Linked DNA regions of Homo sapiens: all the other regions are linked to region 4. The links are chromatin loops, found by intact Hi-C in ENCODE. Cell type or tissue: heart right ventricle. All regions are shown on one strand.

Region 1 (4,000 bases), 610 kb before region 4:
CAGAAGCACACCTGGAAGTGGTTTCTGGGGAAGGAGTTCAGGGAAGAAGAAAGAGTGGAGAGTGAATTTTTTGTGTGTGTTGTCAGGGGACATCATTTTGTTCCAGAGTCTAGCACTGGCCTAGTGCATAGTAAGGAGAATGGGATAAACCAATAAATCAACGTGCAAACACATGTACTGATACTATGGGAGAAGTACCTTGAAAGACACTGTCGGTTTCTCCTCATCCTCAACATGGCTCTATCATTTACTAATATGCTCAAGCACCCTTACCCTCAGACACACACTATAAATTAATTCTTCACTCAACATTGCACTCACCTGGAGCTACCTTTCTCTTCACCATTAATCTTTTGGGAAACAGTAGTTTACATCTCTAGTTTCTTAGCATCACCCACTTCCTCTTTAACCTTATGAAGTATTATTTACTCTATTAGAACAGCACTGAGTCTTATCATTTTTCCATTCCCAGCACTGGGCACATATCTGAAGATAGGGAGGGTTTGTTTGTTTGCTTTGAGACAGGGTCTTGCTCTGTCACCCAGGCTGGAGTGCAGTGGCACAATCCCGGCTCACTGCAGCCTTGACCTCCTAAGCTTAAGCAATCCCCCTGCCTCAGCTTCCTGAGTAGCTGGGACTACAGGCATGCACCAACATGCCCAGCTAAATTTTGTATTTTTAGTGGAAACAGGGTTTTTCCATGTTGTGTAGGCTGGTCTCAAACTCCTAGGCTCAAGCAATCCCCCTGCCTTGGCCTCCCAAATGCTGGGATTACAGGCATAAGCCACCTCACCCAGCTAAGAGAGAGTCCTTGCTTTGACAGTTCCTACATTTTCTAAGTGTGTTCCTCCTGCCCCACACAGGAACTAGACACCCCTTTGTAATTTCCTCTATATTGTTGCATCCGGATAGGACTAGAAAGCATTTTCTTTTTCGCATGAAGCCAGCTGTCTCCCTGCCCCATTCCTCCACCTGAACTAATTTGTTAGCTTATGGGAGACGCATTATCACAGGTATTAGGGAAATGCTAGCTAGAAAAACTGGAAGGTCTACTAGGGACTGACATTGTGACCACAGTGCTATTTTAAGCCACTGGAGTACAATGGTGGTATCTGTAGGAACTGAAACTATTTGTTCAAAGGAAAAAAGCATTTAGTGACTGTTCTATTTGTATATTCTATGACTTGTGAACATTAAACCAAAGAAAACAAGGTTAAGGAACACTGTTGCCCTGCTAGACATCCTCTACCTTGCTTAGACCACCAAATTGTAAAAACCACACATACTTTGCATTCATTCTTGAACCCTCCACAGTTTGTGTCGAAGGTTCTCAGCTTAGCGAATCAAATCCAAAGCAATCGCCAATCAATTATTTACTAAGTGATAGCTTTTTCCAGAGAATCCTATTTTCTATCCCGAGGCCTAGCAAGGCAAAGGAAGCATGACCTTCCTAAGAGGGAGATTTGAAACTCCTCTCAAAGGAAAAACCTGCTGATTAAAATAAAGTCCAAAATCTTATTCCAGTGGAAAAGCATTTAGCTAAATGACTTAGATAGAGGCCTGAAGCATGAGTACTTTCTTTGTCATGTATGGATTCATTGTCACCCTCTGCTTGGCTTAGCTGGAGGGTGAGATGACCTCCACAATTTAGGAAGGGCAAAATTCTTCAATATCAGACCAAACCCAATACAGGTTTGCCGAAAGCAGGAGTTTCTTCTTTTCCCACACCTCTGAAACAATGACTCATATCTGGAGACACCAAGGGGTAGCTTCTGGGAGAGGCATTATAGCAATTTCTGTTAACCCCCAGCCTCTAAAATCTGCTCTGAATAAGCATATAAGCCAAATACAGCATGCTGGCCATGTAACTGTAGTTTCAAGTTTCCTAATTTTATCTAACAAACAGGTTGCCACTTCTAAAACTCTCTTACACAGAAATTCCAGAGGGTCTCACTGCTTTAGAGGTAGCAAAAAAAAATCATGTCCAAAAATCCGTAGTGTTGTAGAATAGATCCAAAAGAAATTTTAGACGTCACTGATGTTAGCCCCTACTTTTATGGTGATGATTCTAACCTAGAACCTATTTGGTTCACTAACCTGGAGAGGGCACCAAAAGGAAGTTGATCATTTGTCTTACCTTCTGCCAGTTTTTTTTCATAAGTAGTACTGTGTAGTCTTAAGTGAACAATCTCTGTGTTAGAGTGCCAGGATTTGAAGCTCCTCCCTTCTGCTAATTATGTAACCCCTGTAATAAAGTGAAATAATAAAATGAGTTAGTTGTTTAAGCACACTGTTGAGTGCTTAAAAATGTCTGGTATACAGTGAATGCTCATAGGATACTAGCTAATTGATCCCTCAAAGGGCTGTTTCTAGGATTACGAGATGACACCTACCAAAGTTTCAGCATAGTACCTGGCATATCATGCTCAATGAATGTGTTCTTACAGCCTTACAGCAAGGGTGGGAGATAGCTTGCTAGAGCTCAGGCCATTTATTGATTAGGGAGGCTGTAGTACTGAAGACTTTTATTTCAAAGTGAGGATATTTTGATATTTGGAAGTACTCTTGTAATTTAGCTAATATTGAACATAGAATGATTAACAGAAAAGCTTTGAACTACTGCTTTCTTTCTAAAGCATGTTTAAGGGAATTCCACAATATCTGTTATCCACGCTTTTGCTTAGTTGGGGAATCTGGACCAGAACTATCTCTTTGGCCACATTTGTTAGAAATTATTACTATTTAAGAAGGATTGAAATATTCCTACCAGAGCCCAGAGTTTGGCTTTTAGTGCTCAATGAATATCTTTATGTTTAGTAAACTCCATATAACTCCCAAACACAGTGAGAGGCTCACATTCCACTGTCTCCCCCTGGGTGTTGTTTAAGTATGTAGTGGACTGACTGAGGTTGAGCTGACAGTTCAAAACAAGGTTTTGGAGCTCAGAGCAGGGCAAACAAGGCCAGAAGTGCCTTCCTGATGGGACTTCTCTTTTGGTGGGCTTCATGATACACAGGCCATTTAAATGTCATGCTTATAGCTATCAGTCTCAGTGAAAAGAAAGCTCCTCTCTCAAGATTCCAGTAAAATTCCCATAACCCAGTTTCATTGGCCTGGCGTAGTCATGTGTCCATCCCTAATCCATGTGTCTGTGACCAGGCTGGGGTCAGAGTTTGGATAAATTACTCTGGCCAGATTGAGTCATGTCCTCACCCTTGAATCTGGAAGCATCAGTTAGTCCCATCCAAACCACATGAACAGAAGGAGGAGGAAGGAGGATACCCCAAGCAAAATCTGGGTACTATTACCAAAAGAAAGGGCTGCGAATACTGAATAGGTAAAATTAACAGCTACCCACTCCACCTGACTCTATCACTACTCACTCTAGGATCATGAATGAGCCATTGATCTTTTTGGGATGTAGTTTTGTCATCTATAAGATGAGAGATTTGGGCTAATAAGATCAGGGCTTCTCAAATTTTAAAATGTCTTAGAACCCTCTGAAGGCCTTGCTAAAACAGTTTCTTAGACCCCGCCCCCAGAGATTCTGATTCAGTAGGTCTGGAGTGGGGCCCAAGGATTTGGCTTTCTATCAAGTACCCAGATGATATTGCTGCTGCTGACACACGGACCACACTTAGAATAACACTGAGCAGCTACTGGCACACAATAATGCTTTGAGCAATTAAAAGTCTTCATTCTGAAGCTCAAGCTAGAGATTCTGCTTCTGTCCCCACTGTAAGAAGAGCAACATAAACCCCTGACAGAAACACAAGAATGGCAGCTGTGAATTCTCAACTCAGGCCCCATCACTGGAGATACTAAGTCATATCCATGACTCTAGTAGTTACTCATTTGAGGTAGGTCACAATGGCTAGATTGGGTGAGGCTGGACTAGGAAAGTCCTCTGACTTCTCAATTCTAGAGCTCCTGGGGACTCTGTCTTCCTGATTCATGCTTGTCCTCATTCAAATCTCTGCCGAGGCAGCTCTGAGGATAT
Region 2 (4,000 bases), 720 kb before region 4:
CAAGGACTAAATCCAGCAACCCCTTCCCTTTTCTTTCTGCCTTGAGAAATGGGACCCCTCTGGTCTGGAGGACAGATCACTTACTTGTTTGTACCTTGCCCCAGCTGTCCACTGGTTAAAATCACTCTGTTTTTAACCCCAGGAAGAAGATGAAGTACCGGACGATGAGACTCTGAACCAAATGATTGCTCGACGAGAAGAAGAATTTGACCTTTTTATGGTAATGTTACAGAAAATCATGAACACAAATGCTTTATACCTCTGCCCCTTTTTCTGTTAAGCAGAATGTCTGCAGCCTGCGTGCCTGGCAGAACTTCATACGTAAAGCCTATGCCTTTCCTTCAGTTCAGAGGCTGCAAACTGGCTGGAGTTAGCCTGCAGACATATTTTGTTTGGCCCACGCAGCGTTTTTTAAAATTTCCCATTCATTGCCAACATAAAAAAGAATCCTGATTTCTGGCTTCTCTTGAAAAATGAGATCGGGCAGTACCAGGCCCACATCTTTGTGTGGAAACAGTTGGCCAGGGCTGAGTAGCAGCTGCACTCTCTGGACAGGCCTCGCGGTCTACAGCTTACCATAGACGCCCTCCTGTTCCCAGTTCGTTTCTAATCCCAGGCCAGTGTCATTCAGGAAGCCTACCTGGCTCCTATAGGCATTGGAACTTACAACAGTGCCCTTACAGGATCAAAGCAACATGCTCCTTAGGGAGATAGGTGGACAACAGCTAAAACAACACACAGGTGTGCCTTTTCAGATTGTTGACGAGAGCCCGCTTAAATGAATGGGAACCTTCAAGGTGTGCATAAAGGTGTAGCCTTCATTTAAGGATCAAAATCAGTTGGATTTCCCTCCAGTATCTTCAATCATTTTCATCTTCATCAAAGACTGATTACAGAGAGAGTAAATATAAACCACAACTTTGGTGGTTGAATGCTGCAGAACCCTAAAGTTAGAGGTCCCAAATTTGAGTGCCATCAGATCTTACATGAGTAATTTGCATGTGTGAAGCAAGTGGGCAGAGGTAGGTGTACTGGAGATGCTTTGTCTATGGGGGGACAGAGCTGCAAGGTAGAAATGTGAGACCTATGTCGCCAGAAATGACAAATTTTCAAGGGGAGCTTGAAGTCTAGGTGTTTATATGTGATCTCTAGATTTTAAAACACTGCAACTAAATCCAACTTTTTAAGTTATTATATAACACTGCATGCCAAACAAAACACAACTGTGGGCCAAATATGATCCACAGGGTTTGCAATCTCCACCTTTTTAGCCTAGACAGAATGGAACTCCACCTGTTTGGAGAGGCTTATGTTATTTTGGGGTTTTGTGTGTGTGGCTTTTTTCTGGGAACATTGATTGTATATAATGATCCACAATAAAATTTTCTTTCTCAGGAAAATTCAGGTAGCTGTGGGAATAACTACTAAACTGGAATATGCACTTCCCTTTCTCCCTCCGTCCCCGAAATGAACCACCCTTCCCAAGTAAAGCTATTTCAGAGAGGAATGGTAGTAAGAAAGACTTAACAGCATGGTCAATGTAGGGCATTCATAAATTCTAGATTTCTTAACTCACACTGGTCAGCATAATCAAAGATTACAATATTCTCTATTTAGGGAGGTTAAAGATACCCATCAGAAATAGACATCCCCTCTGTCCTTGAAGAACTAATTAAAAGGCAGATTACTGGGGAACACCCAAGCAAGAGACCCTCAGCTGATCACTGTTAGGCAATAATTCAGCACTGCTAAAGCCGCAGATACTCTCAAGACACTGGAGAGGACAAGCTGCTTGCCATTATACAAATTAGATTAGGCCCAGAAATGGAGAATTCTTTCAGCAGCCCTGAAGTAAGGGGGTGAGTGTACTTTCCTGCCTTACTTTTGGGCTATTTGTAGAAATTGAAAACCTCAGAAACAATCTGAATATCTTGGAAGGCACAGCCTTCTTTTAATTTGGGACTATTTTACCACTCAAAGAACAGGGTTGTAACACAGGTGAGGCTGGCTAGGGAACACTTTTTGTAGGCACTTTGATTTTGTGAATTTTCTGCTGGTTTCTTAAAGGCTGGCTTCTATTTTGAGGATTAGACAGATTTTAGGTTTGGTTTAGTTTCTTCTAATCCACCGGCCGCCTTTGGCCAATTCACTATTCCTTAGCACCTCCACTTGGGGGCAGGAAATAAAATTTGAATCTCTGCCAGCTACAGATTAAAAAGTTTGGTGAGAAACAAGAATGGAATGTGAGCTAGAATAAATCTTTGGATTTTAAATATTTAAACTCTTTATCCATTATTAGAAAAGAGTGAGTTCTCTATAAAATTAATGCAAACTTATTATTTGATTTTGTATCATAGACACTGGTTTACACATGATAAGCAGATAGTTTATTTAAAATAACGTCTTTTAAAAAAAGCATGTCTTGCTTTCTCTTTCTAAAAATGTAACTTCAGAAAAAGTATCTTTTATACCAATTACTTAGGAATTTTACCAAAAAGATCTTTGGCAGCTCAAGATAAGTATCTGAGACATTTTGCTAACATACAAACATTAAGCTTTTAGATGCTATGTTCTCTACAAAGGGAAAAAGCACTTTTAAAACTAATTGTACTTGTAAGCATAAGGTTTATAATCAGATCTCAAGACCAATTATTCACAAAGTAACTAAATAGTAAGTTTGACTTTTGCCATAATGTTGAATTAATTATATTGGTATTTTGTGGGTAGAAATCTCTAGGGAGAGATGCAGTTATTAAGACTTTAAGCTTATCTTATGTAATCGAATCTACCTTTCCTAAAAGAAAAAAGAAACAAGTGCATAATTTACTTTTCTATCAGAAAAGATTTATTTTCTCAATTGTGGACAAATATATTAGCAAGAATAATGTCCATAGAAATGTATTGATTAAACATACCTCAAAGACTATTTTTTTGCTGTAGATAATAGTAGCAGTAAAACCAAAGATTGAAATGGCAGTATTTTGTCATCTCAGTATAGGACATTAACAAAATTTTTTTTTTTCTTATTAGCTCTCTAATAACTATTAGGAGGTTGCCTCACGAAGCCCCTCTTTAGAACTGCTGTAAAGAAGGCAACCTCTGTGTGCCAGTTATGAAGGTTTGGTGGATCCATTTCTCATACCAAAACATTAGAAGACAGGATTAAGCATCGTGAGCTAATTATAGCACATGACAGAGCAAGGTGGCCACATTTATCAACCAATGGGACTTCACCTGTCTCCCAAGCCTACCAGATTCTGGAAATGTAATGACTTCCAAAAATGTGGAAGAAGTATAAAGAGCTTTGACCACTAATTTTAAAATAGGTTCTAGAGGTCATATTTGGGTTTGCGTAGATATTTCATTTACATTTTATCAGTTTTAGCTTTTAAGAAAACATAATATTGAATCCCAATTTCAGTATGGTAGAACCAAAGGAAGAAGGAAAAGGTAAATAACAATGATTGATGGTCCATTTCATTGTGGAAATGACACATCTCGCTAGTGTTTATACATAATGTCTGTGGATATATAGTGGCAGTTTATTTTTTAAAAATCCATCGTATTGTTTAGTTATAGATTAAAGCCAAGTGTGTGGCCCTTAGTTTATTTACAAGTGAACTGGATTATTAAAAAGAGAGAAGGTGGGGAAGTAGGCATTTTGAAGGCTCTGAAAGGAATCCATTTCACTTACAACTAGATCAGTTGGGATGCGATTACCTCTGAGCTCTCTCTGTCTGTGGTATAATATATTCATAAGAGCACAAAGCTTAAAATGTAAAGAATTGAAGAGCATTCCTCAGACAGTGCCCATGAGGTATTGAAAAGTTAGTATATTCATGGCCAATGGACCAGTGAAACCATTTATGTCTCTTCCACATGTCCAACTGTGGGTAGCTATTCTGTACTGATACCTTGGGTCCCCCTTTTTTTTTTATTGCTGATTGTTTAGTTCAAAGCACAAGCCCTATTGAATAAAAGGAAACTTTCTTAAAGATCT
Region 3 (4,000 bases), 710 kb before region 4:
GCCATTCTGAGAATCCCGGTCCTCGGCCTTGTCGTGGCCGAGTGGTTAAGGCGATAGATGAGAATCCCAGTCCGCTAGGTTTGGCTCTTGATCGTAAAGGTGGTGAAGGGAATTCACTACCCTATTTTGGAAGTCAAAGATGTTGTCATTTTTGTCTCTGCATACCAACTTTATCCTAATTCTGCTCAAGGCAATGAGTAACTCTCCCGAACAAGGGATGGTTCTTTTAGAAAGTGTGAAAGAGAATATTAACATGGTTAACAAATATTCCATCCATTACAGTTTTGTAACTTTCCTATGGTGTGTGCCCAAGGTGATAACAGTGCTATATTACAGATTACATATATATATATTTGCATGCGCAATTATACATATACATACATACATACATATATATATACACACACATATATATATGTATAATTGCGCATGCACAAGAAATGGCCCATCTTGATAATTTCTTGGAAACATATATTTGCTTCTTTATATGTAAGAGCAGGCATTCCATCTACCTAAATTCTGACAAGCCCAGTGGGCCACGGTTTTCCGGTTTAATGTCAGCCCTGTGTACACTGGCTGTGCTGTTTCTAGCACCGTAAGGCAGTCATCATTATTGAGCCAGGGGCTGTGCAAAATTGGGGTGATTGCAGAGCCAAAAAGCGGGCTGGAGGGTGGTTTCTGGAATGCCTGTTTTACTATTCTTCCTGTTCCTTTGCTCTTTCTGCCAACTTCAGAATCCTTCCTTTCCTTAAAACATTTAGTGATATCCCTGAATTTATTTAATTGCTACGTGAGTGATTTTTGCCCCACAGCACTGGAAGATAATTGGAATGCATTCTAGCTTATGTGCTCTGGATAATATGCAATTACCAGCCAGCTGGAGAGTAGTATGCCTTTGTCTCACAATGTCTTGTAATTTTAAAAAGTTTCTCCTATTTGCTGTTGTCTCTTGTTACCTTTCTTACGGCATCATATATCTACTATGGGGTCCTTATGTCTGAATGTGTAGACACTTCTTTTGGTATACTGAATAAGCTCCTGGCGATGAGGGAAGACACCGCTTTGTTTTGTGATGTCCTGTGCAGTTGGGCCCCAGTAAACGCTACGGAAATGATGGTGATGAGACTTATTTCTTTAGATCTTTAAATTGGGCGATAGATAACAGCAAGTTTTAGAAGCCATAGAATTTCAAGAGGAACTTTGCAGAAAGACAGAACACCCTCCTTTTCCTTGACCAGTCTGTCACCAGGTGACAGCCTGAGCTTCCCATGGTGAACGTGCCTAAATGGGGTTCCCATCATCATGTCTGCTGACTACTAAAATAATTTTGGGGTTTTCTTCTTCCCAAAGTTTAACAAAGTAGAAAAAACAAAATGAGGCCGGGTGCGGTGGCTCACGCCTGTAATCCCAGCACTTTGGGAGGTCGAGGCCAGCATGGCGAAACCCCGTCTCTACTAAAAATGCAAAAATTAGCTGGGCGTGGTGGCGGGTGCCTGTAATCCCAGCTACTCGGGAGGCTGAGGCAGGAGAATCACTTGAACCTGGAGGTGGAGCCCGCAGTGAGCCAAGATCACACCACTGCACTGCAGCCTGGCGACAGAGCAAAACTCCATCTCAAAAAAAAAAAAAAAGGAAAAAAAAATGACATTTATAATACTAGGTGCTAATCAGTAAGGTAAAATGTGATACATCTCAAGAGAATTTAGTGTCTTTAAAAAGCTATGTAATACCAAGCTGCAATAAGCTCTCTGAGTTGGCCTCTCATCACAGGAAGCCAAACTGCTAAACTCTACACAGGAAAAGGCAGACAAATCCATGGTGAATTAGTCACAAAAAACTGGGGAAAATACGAAGAAAGGTTAAAGAACAAGACATTTGAAATTCTATGGAAATACACAATGATAAATAAAATATTTCCTCACAGGTGTAAAGAGGTGGGCTGTGGATTTTTCTCTGCCTAGAGATCTTGCAAGCAAGCTAATGCCTCCTCTGGGCTGCATTAAGTATGATCCAGCCTGAAATCACAGACAGGGGCTTGAATCACTCAGCTCTGTTTCTCCTGACAGCATTAGTGATTCTCGTAGATGTACTTTTCCCCTAAAATATTTTATTTTACACTGGCAAGATTTTTTTGTGGGGGGGGATCCTTTTTCTAAAGCATAATGTGCATCATGTTTGTAATATTTGGCTGCATTTGTTTTGTCATTTAAAATCTTTTCTTGCTTTTTCTGTAAGATGTGAGAAGCTTTGTAAACATGGACCCTTTTTTCTTTTATCAAATGGCATTTTAACTTTTAAAATTGGGTCATCAGATTTACTGGGGCAAAATTTTCTAGCAAGCTGCATTTCCGTTTTTATACACAAGGGAGAGCTAAGGCCCTAGAAAATAGATTTGGGTTTTGCCAAATTCCAAGTCCTTCAATACTTTAGGGTGGAAGTACTGAACTAATTAAGAGTGGTAACAGTTGTGAATTGTTTGGAAAAATACTTGATAGTAATAAAATAATTTTAAGAACTTTGTATAATTTTTATTTTTTTCTGAAATCCAGTGACTAGATTGCTTTAACAGCCCATTGGACTTAACATTTCCCATTTTATATAATTCGGGAGAATAAATTTAATAGAATAGTCCTCAGAGGTCTGACGGAAATATACTAAAATAAATAATAAAGGTTGAGGAGTGAGAGGGAATTGTTTTGATTTTTAAAACTTTGATGCTTGGAATTTCTGGTCTTGAGTTATGTCCTCTGAAATCAGGATTCAGCTCTGAAATCAAACTCACTCATCGAAAGTAACCATGGGAAACTGAATTTGGCCTACAGATACTAAGGAGCCCCAATAATTTCACATTATCTTTTAATGGAGCAAACTATTACAGAGAAATCAGAGAAATAATATTTTAGGAATTTGTATTATATTTTAGAAATAATATTTTAGGAATATGTCTATCTGAATCAAGATTTGGTTTTTGACGTTTTCTGCTTTTTTACTTTATTTTTTTAAGAGACAGGGTCTCACTCTGTCACCCAGGCTTACTGCAGCCTCAAACTCCTCGGCTCAAGCAGTCTTCCTGCCTCAGCCTTTTGAGTAGCTGAGACTACGGGTACGCACCGCCACACCCAGCTAATTTTTGTATTTTTTTGTACAGACAGGATGTCACTCAATTGCCTAGGCTGGTCTTGAACTCCTGCCCCTAAGTGATCCTCCTGCCTCAGCCCTGCAAAGTGTTGTGGTTACAGGAATGAGCCACCGCGCCTGGCCAGTTTTTGTTTTGTTTAGTTTTTTTAATCAATAAGGCTACATGTTTCAGTCAGTGTCAGGATTTAAAAAAAAAAAAAAAGTCTACATGAAGAAAATCTTCATTAATTTTCTTAATAAAGAAATGTAATTATTCATTAAGAGGTGGAGGTGGGGAAGAGTACAGTTTAGGAAGCAGAGACAGGGCAGGGTGGCCTCATCATCATTATGCCTCAGGGTTCGGGTGAGCATCAGAAAAATAACTGTGACTTTTGATGGCTCTCTATATGGAGAATTTAGGATAGTGATTAAGAGTACATGCCTTGAAATCTGATGAACCAAGAGGTTCAGATTCCGGTTCCATCTAATTAGCTGTGTGACCTTGGGGACCTTGTGTCACCTCTCATAGCTTTGCTTTCCTCTCAGGGAAAATCATAGAACCTACTTGATAGGGTATTCTGAGAATTAAAGGTGTGTAACATAGAATCTGGCATATAAGAAGGACTCAGAAATACGTATTAGCTATTAAGAAAAAGTTTCCAATTATTTCGAAGAAGACCTAATGGATAATAGAAAAAGAAGAAAATACGTTCTCTTTTGTGTCTTGATGACAAGACTCGGGGTGACAAGAGAAAGGTAAAATTGGGAATCAAGAAGCTCCTTTCGCTTACTCACTAATGGAATTAAAAGAGAACAATATGTTTACTTGCTGAATATGTTACAGGACCACAGGTTTATTCATCTCAAGCACTCCAGCTTGTAC
Region 4 (4,000 bases):
AGAGCAAAGTTCTGGGTTAGAAATGACCCACTGAACATCGTTGACAGAGATGGGCAGTTTGTTTCAACAGACAAGCACGAGACCTGCCAATACTTCCAATCAGTGAGCAACTTGTCCTGAATCAATTAAAATCAAATCTGTCATGTGTGCACAACACCTTCTCTGGAACTACTATGGATCTGCGCCATCAGAGGGATTTATTGTATTAGACTGGCCTAAGCTCTGTGAAGGCAGGGTCTCTATGTTTCTTGCTCACCAAAGCATCCTTAACCAAGGCTGACACTTAGCTGGGGACAGACTGATTCTTTAAAGCCAGATTCTATGATTAGTTGGGGCCTGTATCCTTACTGATTATTTTTGTGTGTGTGCGTGTGTGTGTGTGTGTTTTGCCCTATCTCCTGGTACAATGCATAGAAAACTCAAATACTCGTTCGATGAACGAATAAATTTTAGCTTATAAAAAGAAATGTTTTATTGAGGTTCCACTGTATAAAGCCATTATAATTTAACTTAACTCCATGGCTAAGGTAATTCAGAAAAGGGCTAAGAAATAAGAAACTCTAAGCACCAGAGGAAAATTGTGAGCATGAAAGATGCTTTGTTGTTTATTTAAGCCACCTACCTGTCCCAAAATGTTACCTGCCAAGGAATAAGAATGTGAGGTTTCTAACGCACCTCCAGAGTCCCTGTGCACAATCGTTCAGGCACTAGTTCAGGCATGAACGAACCAGTACTTACCATCGCTTCTACCATCTGGCTGGAATTTTCTCTTCTTGTTGAATTTATTTGCCGGCTGGAATTTGTTCTTTGGTGATTTGTCCCCTTGCTGCTTATTCTTGAACTGCTTTACACCCTTTTTCCCAAGTTTTGTGATACTTTTCTCAAAGTTCCTAGATGTGACTTTAGGTCCACCTTCTTTAGCAACTTTCCTTGTTGGAAATGTCTTTGAAGAACCAGAATCTAGTGACAATAATAATTATAAGTTCAATGATTCTGGGCCCAAATCTCTTTTATCTATTGGATTATATCCATTACAGAAAATTATACTTTTTAATCCCAATACCATGTCTTACTCTCAAATATGCAACATATAGCCTTTTGAGTAGAACTGGATTTAAACAATCAAAACAAAAATAAAAAATTCTTTCCTTGATTATAAAACCACCTAGAGAGTAGAGAAATGTAAAATAAAAGCTACCCATGATTCTACCACTAAAGATAAACACTGGTGTCAGTTTGGTATGTTTCTCTAGTTTTAAGCATATAGCAGAGCTATTATTTATATACCTTTGTATTCTGCTTTAATGATGGTCTACACAGAATTTTCAAGAGTTCAATAACAAAAGAAGTCTTAAGAAATGACTTCTTGAACATTCTTGAAATTTGGAAAGTATATCATAAGGACATCTAAAATGTTAATTTTAAAATTTTCTAGTTTTAAGAAAATTTTAAAGCCTATATTAAAATTATTTATCAAAAACTTTTGATCAAGAAGGCTTACAAATTAGTACCTAACAAATGAGATGCAAACAGTAATGGCTAACATTAAGGAAACATTAATCATTTGTATAGTCCCTTGACTTTTCTGTTTTACAATACTGACACCTGATGGAATAATAAAGACATCACCATTATAAATTCTGAACCTAAACGTATTTGGCTTATGAGCAGTATGTATTAAACAGTCCTAATTTATCAAATGTTAAAATAAAATGTATGGTGAACTAGTGTGAATAAAATGAGGCAACAGCAGCAACAACTGAGATAAGGAGTCTTTCATGAATAAGGCATTCCTCAATCATTCTTGCAATTTCTTAAGTGTCTAAATGTCATGAGCAACATGTTAACTCATACACAATAACACATACTTCTTCCTACTATTTTAATCCTAATCCTAGCCAATGAATACAGATTGAAATTTACTACATGCCCTCCCATCCCCCAATTATAACAGCCAAACACCCACATGGGAAGCATATCTTACCACTATTTTTATGAAATCTGTTTTTTTCTTGTGCTGTCTTTGTACTCTTTCCTGTGAATTGCTTTTTCCCTTTAACTTCCATCGTAGCAACTCTGGAAAACCAAAACCAAAACCAAAAACAATCACTGCAGTTCTCTTCATCAAATAAGAGCTGTTTCATAGTCATTGCCACATTTAGTCCTTCAGTCTACAAATACAATACAAATCAGCCAGATATAGAATGGACAAGTACTTAAATCCAGCAATTTTGCAATCACTGACTCAAATTTTAAAACTGAAAATGAACAAGGTATCAATAAAAAAACTAAGAACAACACACACCCTGGCCAGTGTTTGATATCTCTGGAGGCATCACTTCACTTCCACAATAGTACTGGCTAAAAATAGACCACTATTGACACTAAGTATAATAAGCATCAGAGTTTGCATTTTGTAACCTGGGAAGACTAGGGGATGAATAACTGACAAAATTATCGCTTGATTTCTTGGAGCCTAAAAAGCCAGGAACAAACAATAGGCTGCATGTACCACTACATGCATTTAATATAAGAAAATAAAGGATTATCTGAAAGATTCCTATGCAATCCAACACAGCTAAAACAAAGATTAGCATCCAGTGTTTAATCTGTGATTGTTTTAGACGCAGCCAAGCAATTGGCAGTGAACTCCAAAATAAGATGTTGAAATAGTTAATATTTCATTGAAAGGAATCTGTCTAATAGGCGCTTTATAGGCTACTGAGACACCATGGTGCACAGGATAAACAAGTTATAACCCCTCACCTACCCAAGGTCCCTGAAAGCAGCAGAACAGATCAAGAGAAAAAGCCATTTGGCTCATTTCTCCACTTTCCAAAGTTGGACGATCAACTCATTTGAAAGCTGGCTGTAAACAACAGATGTTAGGGATCCCTAGACAACACCAGATATTTCTAGATTAGAATTGCCCATTCAAGAACTAATTTCTCAGGATATTACCATAAGAGAAAAGAAGGGTTCTGGGATAAAATATATTTGGGAAACAGTAAGTTAAATGACAAGAATCAGCCCGTAAGAAAAGGCTTTTCAGATTCTTTAATTTGCTAATATATACAATCAATTCTCAAGCAAAGGCTAAAGGATGCAGGATTTTCCAACTCCAGTTGAACCACTTTTTCCTGGAACATCATAAGGGAACAGCAGACTTCCAAGGAGTACTCTGGAAAGTGCTGTTCTAATCTAGACTTTTCTAATGATTTTGAAAAATGGACAGTCCCTGAATTACTCAGCTTCCTCAGGGCATTTAGAACTGAAGGGTCACATTATTACTTGGCTATGGCCATCATAACCATACCTGCATCTCTCAGCTCTTCTACACCTGTAGTTTTCTAAGAATCCATTCATTTACATGTTTTCTCTGTATGTTTGTTCTAATTTTTATATTGAAATAATTTTAGCTTTACAAAAGAGTTGAAAAGATACACAGTTCACATATACCCTTTCCCCAGCTTCCCCTAATGTTAACATACAGTTAACTAAGCTACAGAGTTGAGTTGGAGTTTACCAGTTTTTCCACTAATATCCTCTTTCTGTACCAGGATACACTGAATCTGGCCATCAAGTCTCCTTTGTATTTTGTAGAATATTCCTCATTTGGGGTTTGCCTGATGTTTTCTCATGATTAGGCTAAGGCTACACATTTTTTGGAAGACTACCAGAGGTCAAGCTTTCTTCTGGTAGTACTCTATCAAGAGGTACATGACATTAACATGACTTATTACTGTTTATGTTAACCGTGTTCACTTGGTCAAAGTAGTGTTTTCCAGGTTTCTCCACTGTGAAGTTGCCACTTTAACCTTTCCATCTTTATTAGATCCAAACCACCAAGTCCAGCCCAAAGTCAGAGGAAAATTAAGCTCCACTTCCCAGAAGGAGGGGTACTAAAGAATCCAGGCATACGTTAAACTACCACAGCAATTAATAAACATTTTAGACAAGATGTTTGGAGAATATGTAGACATCCTATGTCCTCCTAAGT
Region 5 (4,000 bases), 190 kb before region 4:
ATGAATAAAGATCAATGTATTAGATTTTGGGACAAGAATCTTGAACGGACCAATCTTGATGCATTTTCAGTGGGGCATCCTCTCTCTTAATAGGCAATATAACATGTAGTCCCGACGAGTTCACCTGCTCCAGTGGCCGCTGCATCTCCAGGAACTTTGTATGCAATGGCCAGGATGACTGCAGCGATGGCAGTGATGAGCTGGACTGTGCCCCGCCAACCTGTGGCGCCCATGAGTTCCAGTGCAGCACCTCCTCCTGCATCCCCATCAGCTGGGTATGCGACGATGATGCAGACTGCTCCGACCAATCTGATGAGTCCCTGGAGCAGTGTGGCCGTCAGCCAGTCATACACACCAAGTGTCCAGCCAGCGAAATCCAGTGCGGCTCTGGCGAGTGCATCCATAAGAAGTGGCGATGTGATGGGGACCCTGACTGCAAGGATGGCAGTGATGAGGTCAACTGTCGTAAGTAGCTTTCTAGCATGGCATGTTCAGTTCTCTTCCCTGTATCAACTGGGACAATTTGCTGGCTTCATTCCATGGTGTTTCCTCCCTTTGTAGCCTCTCGAACTTGCCGACCTGACCAATTTGAATGTGAGGATGGCAGCTGCATCCATGGCAGCAGGCAGTGTAATGGTATCCGAGACTGTGTCGATGGTTCCGATGAAGTCAACTGCAAAAATGGTAAGGGTTTCTTCTTGTTGGTTAAGCAATGGATTGCTCTGACCAGACCCACTCATGGAATCTCTCTTCTTTGTTTCTCTTTGTAGTCAATCAGTGCTTGGGCCCTGGAAAATTCAAGTGCAGAAGTGGAGAATGCATAGATATCAGCAAAGTATGTAACCAGGAGCAGGACTGCAGGGACTGGAGTGATGAGCCCCTGAAAGAGTGTCGTAAGTGTACTTGTTGTTCAAGTACAGATCCTGGAAGTTTGACACAATCCAGTATAGCTAACACTGTGTGGACCCCCCGTGATGGCTAGTTAAACTTTTGAATGTACTGAAGTTCAATTGTAGACTTCAGAGTGAAACTTTATGACTTAAAAGCCCAGGTAGGACAAACTAGTTTATAGTTTTTGTTTTTGTTGTTTTTTTTTTTTTTTTTTTTTTGAGATGGAGTTCCACTCTTGTTGCCCAGGCTGGAGTGCAATGATGCAATCTCGGCTCACTGCAACCTCTGCCTCCCGGGTTCAAGCAGTTCTTCTGCCTCAGCCTCCTGAGTAGCTGGGACTATAGGCGCCCACCACCACGCCCGGCTAATTTTTTTTTTTTTTTTTGTATTTTTAGTAGAGACAGGGTTTCACCATGTTGGCCAGGCTGGTCTCGAACTCCTGACCTCGTGATCCACCCGCCTCGGCCTTCCAAAGTGCTGGGATTACAGGCATGAGCCACCGCGCCCGGCCCAAACTAGTTTATAGTTTAACCTCCTTAAAGATAACTGATCATCAATAGAGAAACTTGACTAAATGCTTGACCAGCTGGTAACTTGCCGAGGAGTTAGATAATCCACCCTGAAATATATACCTATAAAATAAATGATTAGGTCTTAGACAAATCGTGGGTTTGACCAGGCCAACTAGATAAGTTATCACAAATAGCCTGGGTTTTAAATGTGAAAGATATTAATTGAAAATAAGTTGTCAAGTGACTACTACATTTTTATTCCAGATATAAACGAATGCTTGGTAAATAATGGTGGATGTTCTCATATCTGCAAAGACCTAGTTATAGGCTACGAGTGTGACTGTGCAGCTGGGTTTGAACTGATAGATAGGAAAACCTGTGGAGGTGAGTCTAAGAAGAAAACCTGGACCCTGCAGGTGATGGGAAAGGATAGTATGTACCTAGTAAGGTATAGGAGCAGCAAGACTAATTCTGATTTCCCTCCCAGATATTGATGAATGCCAAAATCCAGGAATCTGCAGTCAAATTTGTATCAACTTAAAAGGCGGTTACAAGTGTGAATGTAGTCGTGGCTATCAAATGGATCTTGCTACTGGCGTGTGCAAGGCAGTAGGTAAATGAACTTGGACTGGTATGGCTGTTGTACCTTTATGAGTAAGTGCCTCTAAAAGGTACAGCCAGTGACTACAATAGTCAAACTAAACATGAAATTGTACTTGAGAACAATGCTGCTAACCTCATAATACAGCAGTATAGGTCAAATAGCAGATCTCTCCCCTAGATATGTACCTTGATCATTCCTTTTGCATATGATACCATGAATACCTACCAGGTTTGCATGCTCTGTTTCCAAAACTTGAGTCCAACTCAAACAAGTGACTTATTCATCACTCACCCTGTTCTTGAAGGCTGTAACCCCACGACTGCCTTCCTAAACTGTAGGAAGCACTTGCAGGTCCCAGGGGCAGGAACTCCAGAACAGATACTACTGAGGTATTCCACAATACCTTTATTTTCTAAGTGCTCCTCTGCTGGGAGGAGGTGGTTTAGAAAGACCTTGCCTTCTTAAAGCAAAACTAAGTAACCCAGACTTCCATCTTGCAGGCAAAGAGCCAAGTCTGATCTTCACTAATCGAAGAGACATCAGGAAGATTGGCTTAGAGAGGAAAGAATATATCCAACTAGTTGAACAGCTAAGAAACACTGTGGCTCTCGATGCTGACATTGCTGCCCAGAAACTATTCTGGGCCGATCTAAGCCAAAAGGCTATCTTCAGGTAACTTTCAGTTCCTTTTGTGGTGTCTTGACATAAGTCATTGTCACTTGGGAAGTGATCTGTGGGATAGTTTGGAGGAGTTTCTTTTGTGTCTAGCCCCATCTAGCATCGAATTACCTGGGGACATTAAATCTAATGCTAATTCTTTATTAAACTGTTATCACTTCCTAATTAGAAACTAACAATTGTCTATGAAGTAAAAGATGACATCTTTCATATTTTTTATATTTTCTCCCTTTTCTCTACAGTTAATTGAGAACTGTTCATTGTTGCTACAAATAGAAATGGTAGTACAGCCTTTTCTTAATGGGAACTATAGAAACTCAGATGATGGATACTGAAACAAATAGCTTCACTTAGAAATTTGTTGTTCTTGTATATAGAATACATACCAGCAACTAGATAATCTACAGCATTATTAATTTAGGATCAGTAAGCAGCATGGTTAAATAATTTGAGTGGTGAGCTGTGGTGTTAACTGGATTTCTTTCTGAACAAAGTCATTGACCATTTTGTAAGCAAAAAGTCCATTCTCCAAGCTCTAATTGTGTCAAACTCTTAAATTTCTTGTGACCTATTCTGTTTCAGTGCCTCAATTGATGACAAGGTTGGTAGACATGTTAAAATGATCGACAATGTCTATAATCCTGCAGCCATTGCTGTTGATTGGGTGTACAAGACCATCTACTGGACTGATGCGGCTTCTAAGACTATTTCAGTAGCTACCCTAGATGGAACCAAGAGGAAGTTCCTGTTTAACTCTGACTTGCGAGAGCCTGCCTCCATAGCTGTGGACCCACTGTCTGGGTTTGTAGTCTGTTTTCCATCACAGACTTTGGAATGGTATCTGTGTAGGTCAGGAGCTTTCTCATACCTGAATTAGTACTCAAATCTCAAGGTTTATGAGCCTTCTGCAACAAAGAATTAGAATTCTAATTTAAGATATCAGTTTTGCCCCAGGTGAGTGACCCTGGGATGTCCTTATCTATATGACAGGTCCTCCTGTCTGACTCTCGTATGACTGATTGCTGGCTGACATTAATGAATTAACATTCCTGATTTGATGTGTGTACCAAAAGCTGTATCTGAACCCTTTTGTCCACCCAGTTTCTACGCAAGTGATTTTTTAATTTTTGACTGAAAGCTTTGCTGGGCTAGCTCTGGATGATCAAACCTAAACGACAGCCTGAATTGTGAGGATTTGGGTAACCACATTGCATCTAAGTGTGCAAGTTGTCTGAAAGTCCAGCAGAAATAAACAGACCTTTCTAGAAACATTTCACTAAGGGGGTTCTGTAAATTGCCACTAAGTAACATAGAA
Region 6 (4,000 bases), 100 kb before region 4:
TGATATGATAGATCTCTTAATGTACTATTTGACACATATTTAGTGCTCAATAAATTTAGATCACTATTATCACCATCATCATCACTATTTTGCTAGCTGCATAGGAAAACTATACAAGTCCAGACAGAGTCACCTGTCATCGAAGACAGGATTCTGTGGGTGAAGACAGCTTTTGAATCCTGTTGCCAGCCCCCTAGCCCAACCAGTGGTATGCACAAGGATCTAGATGAGTCTGTCCAATAGAACTTTCTGTAATGATGGAAATTTTATTATGCACTGTCTGATGCAGTAGCCATCAGCCATGTGTGGCTAGGGGGCACATGAAATGCAGCTAACATAAGTCTGGAACTAAATTTTTTATTACTTAATTTTAATTAATTTTATTTTAGATTCAAATGTCCATGTGTGGCTGGAGGCTACCAAATTAGACAATGCAGATGTACAGTGCAATGTAGCCTCTTCTTCTGCCCTCATGGTGGGATCTCAGGAGGAGTGCTTGGCTTTTTGTGAAGGAGTAGAACCAAGAAAAGAGCAAGAAAACATGACAGTACCCCTGTTCTGGCCCAGCCGCTGGAATGGGTTTCTAGGCCAACAGGTGCAGCATTGTAAATAGATAGCGTTGATCTGATTGGTGGACTGGGATGGCCTCCTTTGTTAAAGAGAAAAGAAAAGAAAATCTTCCAAAGTATAAGCAACAACAAAAAAGAGCTCTGAAAAGACCATCTCCATTATTCAAATGGGTCCCAACCTTCATCCCGAGGGGCTTTGGGGCTCCCTCACTTGTGCCTACCCAAGGCCATACACATTATCTTCTTAATCTTCTAACCCAGACTGGGCCAAAAACACTTCCCCTGTTTCACCTTAGCTTCAAAAAATAAGTGGACATGTTCACAAGAAACGTTTCTCAAATTTAAGGGGAAAGCATTAGTTATCACCTGCCTCCAAAGATTCCAGGTTCAAGAAAATAGTTTGCCAAAGATTCCAGGTTCAAGAAAATAGTTTGCATTTTGTTGAGCTCCCAGTTCCCTCCTCCCAGGCTGATGTCCTGGTTCCCCAAGTCGAGGGGAATGTGGTCCCTACACTCCAGCTTTCCTTTCCCTCCCTGGTTTCCTCTGATGTGATGCTTTTAAAACTCATGTGAATTTTGTATTCTACCTTCTATGTCTATTCTGGTGTGCTGGGCCTTCTCCCTCTGTCCTCCCACAGCCATTATTTACCCTTTTCTGCCCTGCAGCATGACCAAGGGGTCTTGGAGAGAATGTTCTGGGTGTGTACTCCTCACCCTCTCTCTATCCACTGTCCAGTCTAAGCAGTAGTTGAGTTCCTACAGCCGTGGCTCAGTTGAGTAGCCTTGTTTAACCACAGCATTTACAGGTCCTAGAAACACCTTTCCCTCCTGTTGTTCCCTCAGGCCTATGAGTAGTAATGGCCTCCCACTGTTGCCAACTCTCGAATATCCTACCGAGCCTTGTTGGTTCTCTTCATCCAGATCATACCTGTGTGTGTAAATGGAATCTTTATTAAAATCTCTTCAATTAAACTGCTTGAGTGTGCCATCTATTTCCTGCTGGAACCTTAATACATCTTGTATTGTTTAAGAAAAATATATTGTGCATATTCCCCAACTCGCCACCAAATAGATGAGGCATGTTTGTCTGACAGTCACCACCCCAGACTGAGAAAGACAGTCTTCAGATTTATCAACAAAGAGGTATGTCTGCGGGCACAGTGGCTCATGCCTGTAATCCCAGCACTTTGAGAGACCAATATAGGAAGATCACTTGAGGTCAGGAGTTGGAGACCAGCCTGGCCAACATGGTGAAACCCCGTCTCTATTAAAAATACAAAAAAATTAGCCGGGCATGGTGACGCATGCCTGTAATCCCAGCTACTCAGGAGGGTGAGGCAGGAGCATCTCTTGAACCTGGGAGGCAGAGGTTGCAATGAGCCGACATCGCACCACTGCACTCCAGCCTGGGTGACAGAGTGAGACTTGGTCTTTAAAAAAAAAAAAAAAAAAAAAAAAAAAAAAGCCATATCCAACTCACAGATGATTGATAGGAAATGATAATCGGCATACCTCAGTGCCAATAAATGATTCATCTCTCCTGTCAAAGGCTGCCAGCTCCACCATCTTTAGGAGAAGTTTTCTGTGACTAAATCTGTTGAGTTCCCTTACACAACCTCATCCCAATATGCAAATGGATTTTTGTGAATATATGATGGAATCGCGTGCATAAAATCTGTTCAAATATATGCACCTAGAAACAGAAGTTTTGGTGCCCTCTGAGGACATCAAGAAATCATCTCAACCAGGCTCTTACCTTGATTCAGGTAAGGTTTATTTACCTCGTTTGGCAGGTGGTATAACTGAGACCGAGAGAAGTTAAGAGAAATGCCCAGAGATGGATCTGTTTCCCATGCTGCCACCCACTCCCTATGTCCACAGCAGATATTGTTAATCAATCACATTACTCGTTCCCGTTGGAAGGCCTTCTTGTTGCAGTTCTCTAGCAACCAACGCAAATCTCTCAGAGTTGACACTCAAGACCTGTTTGTCATCCTAGCATGTGCTTGAGTGTTAAAAACCAGAAAAAAGAACTAGAAATCAGTCTCTATAGTCTCCTAGTGCACTGTTCTTTTTGAAGGATTTCCCTGTAAATTCAGAAAACCTGTGCAGACTACGCTCAGTTATCCTTAATACCTAGTATGTTTTGTTAAGTAAGCCTCTCTGCCTCCTTCTTTTTTTTTTCTTTTTTTTTTTTTTTGAGACAGGGTCTCACTCTGGCACCCAGGCTGGAGTGCAGTGGCGCAATCATGGCTCACCTCAGCCTCAACCTCCCAGGCTCAGGTGATCATCCACCTCAGCCTCCCTAGTAGCTGGGACGACGGGTACCCACCACCACACCTGGCTAATTTTTGTACTTTAAATTTTTTTTTTTTTTTTTTGAGACAGGGTTCTGCATGTTGCTCAGGCTGGTCTCCAACTTCCGGGCTCAAGTGATCCGCCCACCTCAGCCTCCCAAAGCAAGAGGATTACATGCATGAGCCACCATGCCTGGCCAAGTGAGCCTCTTCAAGCCTCAGTTTCCACCTTATAACGTGGAGATTAAGATTTCCTTATTGGGAGGGTTAACTGATACATAAAGGCAAAGTACCTGGCACAATATCTATTACATAATGGGTGCCCGGATCATGGTAGCTCTTATTATTCATATTTTATCAACAGAATGTCCACCATCCACAGTGTGCTCTTCTGTGGTGGTCATCAGGCTCCCCAGCCATTAGGCTGTTCACAAGTATTTTATTAATTTTCCTGAAATATGTGCATTCTAATTGCATTTCTCCACCACATTCAAGTTATGTGTGACAAATGGCTTGTTTTGGCCAAAAAAATAAGAGCAAAAGATATTACTTCTGAGTAGAAGCATTTAATTGCTACTTCTCTCCTCCAGTCTTCCTTTTCTATGTTTTTGTAACTGTGGAAACACATGTCAAGATGGAGCATCCATCAGCCAAAGGCAGAGTACCTTGATGAACAGAACCCCAGGCTGACCCCTGTTGCACATGTCATGTAAGTGAGAAATACACCTCTGTTGGGTAAAGTCACTGAGATTCTGCAATCGTTTCTAATCCACCTTGATAAATGCCTCTTTTTGCATCAAGTTTCCATCATAACAGAGAGGTAACCTGAAACATTTATATGTCTTGAATATTCATGCCCCCCAAAGTAATTTTCTCACTCTTCTACATAGTACTTGATAATAATGCTGCTTAAAATGGATCCAATGCCCACTACGTGCCAAGCATTCTTTCTGAGCACTTCAAGCAAGCTAATGTATACATTTTAGTACCATGTCTGGCACATGGTAAATGTCCAAATTTATTCTAATCATCACTACCATCACTGTCATCATTACTATGCGCCATCTCCAGTCCTTATGACAGCCCAGGGAGGTAGGGACTATTATTATCTCCACTTGACAGAAGAGGAAGCCAA
Region 7 (4,000 bases), 370 kb before region 4:
TACAAATGTTTTCTGACATTTAAGATTTAAGAAATCTTGACCCATGCACATTTTCTCAAGAAGTCTTCTAAAGGATGAGCTTCACCTAATGCAAGAAAGACAAAACAATATCCAGAAAATAAGGAATCAACACAGGAGGAAGATGAAAGAAATTCCCTGGACAATAATGAAAATAAGTCTTAATATGATAACCGTACACAGGTTTAGAAAACAAGCAACACAGATACAAGAGTCCAGAGACATATGGAGGAAGAGCTCCATTAAAAAAAAAATTCAACTAATTGGATTAGGTGGTACAGCTGCTAATATAGGTAGTTATACATTGAGATACTGTATGTCTTGTGCTTGGGAACATGAGTGCAGGAGTCAGACTGCCTGGGTTCGAGTCCTGGCTCTGCCACTTACCATCTTATGTGAGCCAATTAATTTCTCTGTGCTTCATGCTTCCCATCTGTGAAATACAGATTATAGTTACCTACCTTATAGAGTTATCATAAAAAAATTAAATGCGACACTGATACTGTGATGAAAACAGTGTCTTGAATATTGCTGGATGTTAGGGGAAGCAAAGACAGTAACACGTACAGAGAAAACTAAGTCATTTTTTTAAATGAGTAAACTATCAGCTCTAGGAAAAAGGATAATTGAACAAGAAAGGAATTGTAATGATAGTATGCTCCTTGGCTCAGCAGAAAATATTTCCATTGTTGGAATAATGCAAATCCTGAAAATTGTGATGTAATAAACTGGAAGGATAAAGGGAGGAAAACGGGACTTAAGGGAGAAATCGTTATTTACCATAATAGAAGTGCGTAGAGGTAGTATTCTATTTAGAATATGGAATTAGATATTAAAATAAATGGCTAAACACATCTGAATTAATCCTCAAGGAACAGGACTTGGTTAACTATGGCATTTGGTTAGCATAAATAAAGAAAGAAGGAGGCAAGGAAGGAAGGAGTACAGGAGAACCGGCGCTGCTGCAGTGATTCTGAAGCACGAAGTTCTAAGAGAAGCCTCAAGATTGTAGGTCATGGTGGAAGTGCCCACCGTGGAGTCTGCACTGCTAGGAAGCATTCCCAGGAAGGGAAGAACCTTCTATTCCACGAACCCATAACATGGGTCTCCATTACCCTGAAAGGGTTTTTCCTGTCTGGAAAAGGAACCTGCAGAGATAATCTAATAGTGAAGGAGGGAAAACTTTTTGTTTTTACCTCTTCTACCTAGAACATGAGTTAAGTTTGGCTTGACACTACAATCACCCATTAAAAAAAAAAAAAAAAAAGAAAGAGTACATTTTGGTTTGAAATAGTATTTCCTAAAACAGCAAGTCACAGTACTAAAAACTGACATTTAATTACAGGTAACTGACATATAAATAAAGGGATAAATATCCCTGTTGTGCTCTGAAATTAAATGAATAAAAAAGGATTCTGCCAAATAATCATTAAAAAGATGAAAGAGAAGGCATGCAGGTTGCCCGCATAAGGATAACACTTAAGTGAGGCCTGAATTTGTCTGAGCTGCACATGATGTTTCAAAGCCATGGCAAGCTGTGAACAGCCTGAGGGTTGTGAACATCCGGGTGTCATGACACTTTTCTACATTAGTGACCCATCACCGGGTGGCGCCTCCATCCTTGGGCAGGACCTGTTGAGGTCCTCAGCACTCACACTGTCTTTAAAGGCTGCACAAAAACCACAAGACGAGCCAGCATGGAGGAAAACAACTCATTAGGCATTTTCCTGTCTGGGGTACAGATGTGTTTGGATTTCAATGAAGGAGCTGAAACTTCAACAGCTGAGCTAGAGACAGCTGTTCCAGAAACCCAGAGGGAGACCTAAAGGTCTTATTTTGTGTTGTGTCTTGGCAACACTCCTTGCTATTGCTGACCCGTAGCAAAGGGCCAGTCCTTTGTGATAGGCCTTGAGGCGATCATATTTCCAGCTGTGTCAAGAAGAAGCAGTGTGACACAGTCACAGGAACTCCTTGCTTGGGTCACAGAAACACCAAGACACCACCTAAGCATGAAATCTCACACAAAATATAAGCAAGTAGATATTTTATGACAGCTATGGGAAGTGACGATTTTGTAAGAAGCAAAATAAATGCAAATGAATTTTTTTTTAACATGTAAAATTCTGAGCCAAATGGCTTTGGATTTATAATTCCCAGGGATTTTGGTGCTTTCAGTAATGAGCAGGAGCATGGAGTTTTGGGGGGGTTAAATCCTTTAAGTGTTTCTCTATAAAACCAATTCATGCCATGCCAGCTTTTCTGTCCTAAAAAAGTATTTCAGTTTACTTTCTCACTTTTTCCCCTAGGTTAGAGCAATGTTTTTTTGTTTTTGTTTCTGTTTTTTTAAAAAAAGCAGGGGCAGGGGAAGGGGAGAGATTGAGGAAGGGAACAAATACTTATGAAATTCCCATCCTGTGTGGGCATCGTGGGAGAAACTTTGTCCACATAATCATAAAAATTCTCATAATTCTAAGCCAGGAATTATTATTATGATACCCATTTTAAACATAAAGAAACTGAAACTCACTGTAAAACATGTTTAAAATCACAAGGCTAATGTGAAGCAGAGCTGAGATTAAAAATGAGGTCTGTTTGAATATTAAATCTATACCTTTTCCCCATATCTGCATCCCAGTGTTCATTGCAGCTTTATTCATAGTAGCCAAGAAATGGAACCAACCTAAGTGTCCATCAGTGGATGAACTGATAAAGAAAACATGTTCTATATACACAACATAATACTATTCAGCCTTAAGATAAAAGGAAATTTTGTCATTTGTAACAACATGCACAAAACTCGAGGACATTATATTAAGTGAAATAAACCAGGCACAGAAAGACAAGGCACCATCTCACCTATGTGTGGAATCTAAAAAATTGAAACCCCTAAGAGCAAAGAGTAGAATGGTAGGCACTGGGGGCTGAGGGAAGGGTGAGTGAGGAGATATTGATCAAAGGTTATAAAATTTTAGTTAGACAGGAGGAATACGCTCAAGAAATCTATTGAATAACATGGTGACTATTGCTATTAACAATTTATTGTATACTTGAAAATGGCTGAGAGTAGATGCTAAATGTTATTACCACATACAAAAAGGTAGGTGAGACAATGCATATGTTAATTAGCTTAATTTACCCATTCCACAGTTTACACATATTTCAAAACATCATGTTATACGTCATGAATGTATACGATTTTAGCATACATATATATACATACTAAAAATTAATAATTATTACTAAAGGAGGTATAAATAAGTGAAGAAAGAAAGAAAAAGAACTATGCTCTTTCCTTTTGACCATGTTTCTTCTCATAAATGTCAAACACAGACCTTTGCTTTCTCTTATGCAGTAAGGCAGCGCTGTCACTAACAGAGGTAATACATTCCTTTTATTCATGTAAGCCATATAGGATAGTCCATAAATTAAAACTGTGAGAATAAATGTGCTTATCTCTAGTTTATCAGTTAAGATTCCTGCTGTGACATATTTCTCTTTTGCCAAATATTCTAAAATCTTCCTTATTCATTGCTTCTCATCTTGCCCAAGTAAAATTGGCAAGCACTGTTATCCTCACTTAATAACACAAGTTACCCAGGGAATAGCCTGGATTAGAAGCTATGATGCCCACAGCTTATGGATAAGCACTCCGAGTCTTCTATTTGGACTCAGTGAAGAATTCAGAGGTCTATTTGGTAGAAATTCAGTTAAGAGTCTGGCAGATTTGATTATTTCAGAGCCACGGTTTCCAGGACACACTACCTTTGCCTGTTTTCCTTCTCTGATTGCTTCTTTTTAGACGGAATTTTCCTATTCCCCTAACCTTTTAGAATTGGTATAACATACAGTTCTGGTCCCAGACTTCTCCCTGATTATTCTCTTTCTTCATTTAGCCAAAAAGTATTTGAGCTTCTATTACATGTACATGTCAACTGCCTTTTACTTACAGGCCTATTTCAGCTCCTACTGTGGGTCTATCTCC

What was found. Peaks named below come from ENCODE experiments on the same cell type or tissue, not always from the same donor. Only the 100,000 strongest peaks of a DNase experiment are listed, where the experiment ranks them.
Region 1: a loop joins it to region 4, with 2.5 times the contacts of the local background. A loop is called at or near these places in 19 of 110 quality-filtered maps.
Region 2: a loop joins it to region 4, with 7 times the contacts of the local background. A loop is called at or near these places in 55 of 110 quality-filtered maps.
Region 3: a loop joins it to region 4, with 5 times the contacts of the local background. A loop is called at or near these places in 54 of 110 quality-filtered maps.
Region 5: a loop joins it to region 4, with 3 times the contacts of the local background. A loop is called at or near these places in 6 of 110 quality-filtered maps.
Region 6: it touches region 4 in a loop (2.7-fold over the local background); 3 of 110 quality-filtered maps call a loop at or near these places.
Region 7: it touches region 4 in a loop (3-fold over the local background); 5 of 110 quality-filtered maps call a loop at or near these places.

The regions. Positions count from the first base shown.
Region 1 is chr9:2,228,444-2,232,443 of GRCh38, forward strand. LOC107987043 (a long non-coding RNA gene) reads right to left here. Exons shown (of 5, transcript XR_007061395.1): 2 at 2,138-2,245. It also overlaps the pseudogene RN7SL592P. Among named protein-coding and RNA genes, the nearest start is that of SMARCA2, 220 kb to the left of the region's middle. In heart right ventricle, a CTCF peak has its summit at 2,111 (motif pointing right); no DNase peak of the experiment used is centred here; H3K27ac peaks cover 1,126 bases.
Region 2 is chr9:2,119,316-2,123,315 of GRCh38, forward strand. It overlaps SMARCA2 (SWI/SNF related BAF chromatin remodeling complex subunit ATPase 2), which reads left to right. Exons shown (of 34, transcript NM_003070.5): 26 at 143-220. Among named protein-coding and RNA genes, the nearest start is that of SMARCA2, 110 kb to the left of the region's middle. In heart right ventricle, a CTCF peak has its summit at 2,152 (motif pointing right); no DNase peak of the experiment used is centred here.
Region 3 is chr9:2,130,322-2,134,321 of GRCh38, forward strand. The region is part of intron 27 of SMARCA2 (SWI/SNF related BAF chromatin remodeling complex subunit ATPase 2); the gene reads left to right. Among named protein-coding and RNA genes, the nearest start is that of SMARCA2, 120 kb to the left of the region's middle. In heart right ventricle, a CTCF peak has its summit at 2,365; no DNase peak of the experiment used is centred here; H3K27ac peaks cover 761 bases.
Region 4 is chr9:2,836,442-2,840,441 of GRCh38, forward strand. PUM3 (pumilio RNA binding family member 3) reads right to left here. Exons shown (of 18, transcript NM_014878.5): 2 at 1,985-2,076; 3 at 739-960. The coding sequence starts at 2,066. Among named protein-coding and RNA genes, the nearest start is that of PUM3, 5.7 kb to the right of the region's middle. In heart right ventricle, a CTCF peak has its summit at 1,608; no DNase peak of the experiment used is centred here; H3K4me3 peaks cover 1,481 bases; H3K27ac peaks cover 2,497 bases.
Region 5 is chr9:2,643,067-2,647,066 of GRCh38, forward strand. VLDLR (very low density lipoprotein receptor) reads left to right here. Exons shown (of 19, transcript NM_003383.5): 5 at 94-465; 6 at 562-684; 7 at 771-893; 8 at 1,668-1,787; 9 at 1,891-2,016; 10 at 2,508-2,679; 11 at 3,268-3,486. Among named protein-coding and RNA genes, the nearest start is that of VLDLR-AS1, 23 kb to the left of the region's middle. RefSeq lists silencers at 2,648-2,697, 2,708-2,767. In heart right ventricle, no CTCF peak of the experiment used is centred here; no DNase peak of the experiment used is centred here.
Region 6 is chr9:2,733,341-2,737,340 of GRCh38, forward strand. No RefSeq gene overlaps it. Among named protein-coding and RNA genes, the nearest start is that of KCNV2, 18 kb to the left of the region's middle. In heart right ventricle, no CTCF peak of the experiment used is centred here; no DNase peak of the experiment used is centred here.
Region 7 is chr9:2,468,163-2,472,162 of GRCh38, forward strand. All of the region lies in intron 2 of LOC101930053 (a long non-coding RNA gene), which reads right to left. Among named protein-coding and RNA genes, the nearest start is that of VLDLR, 150 kb to the right of the region's middle. In heart right ventricle, a CTCF peak has its summit at 1,627 (motif pointing right); a DNase peak (open chromatin) is centred at 1,699; H3K27ac peaks cover 812 bases.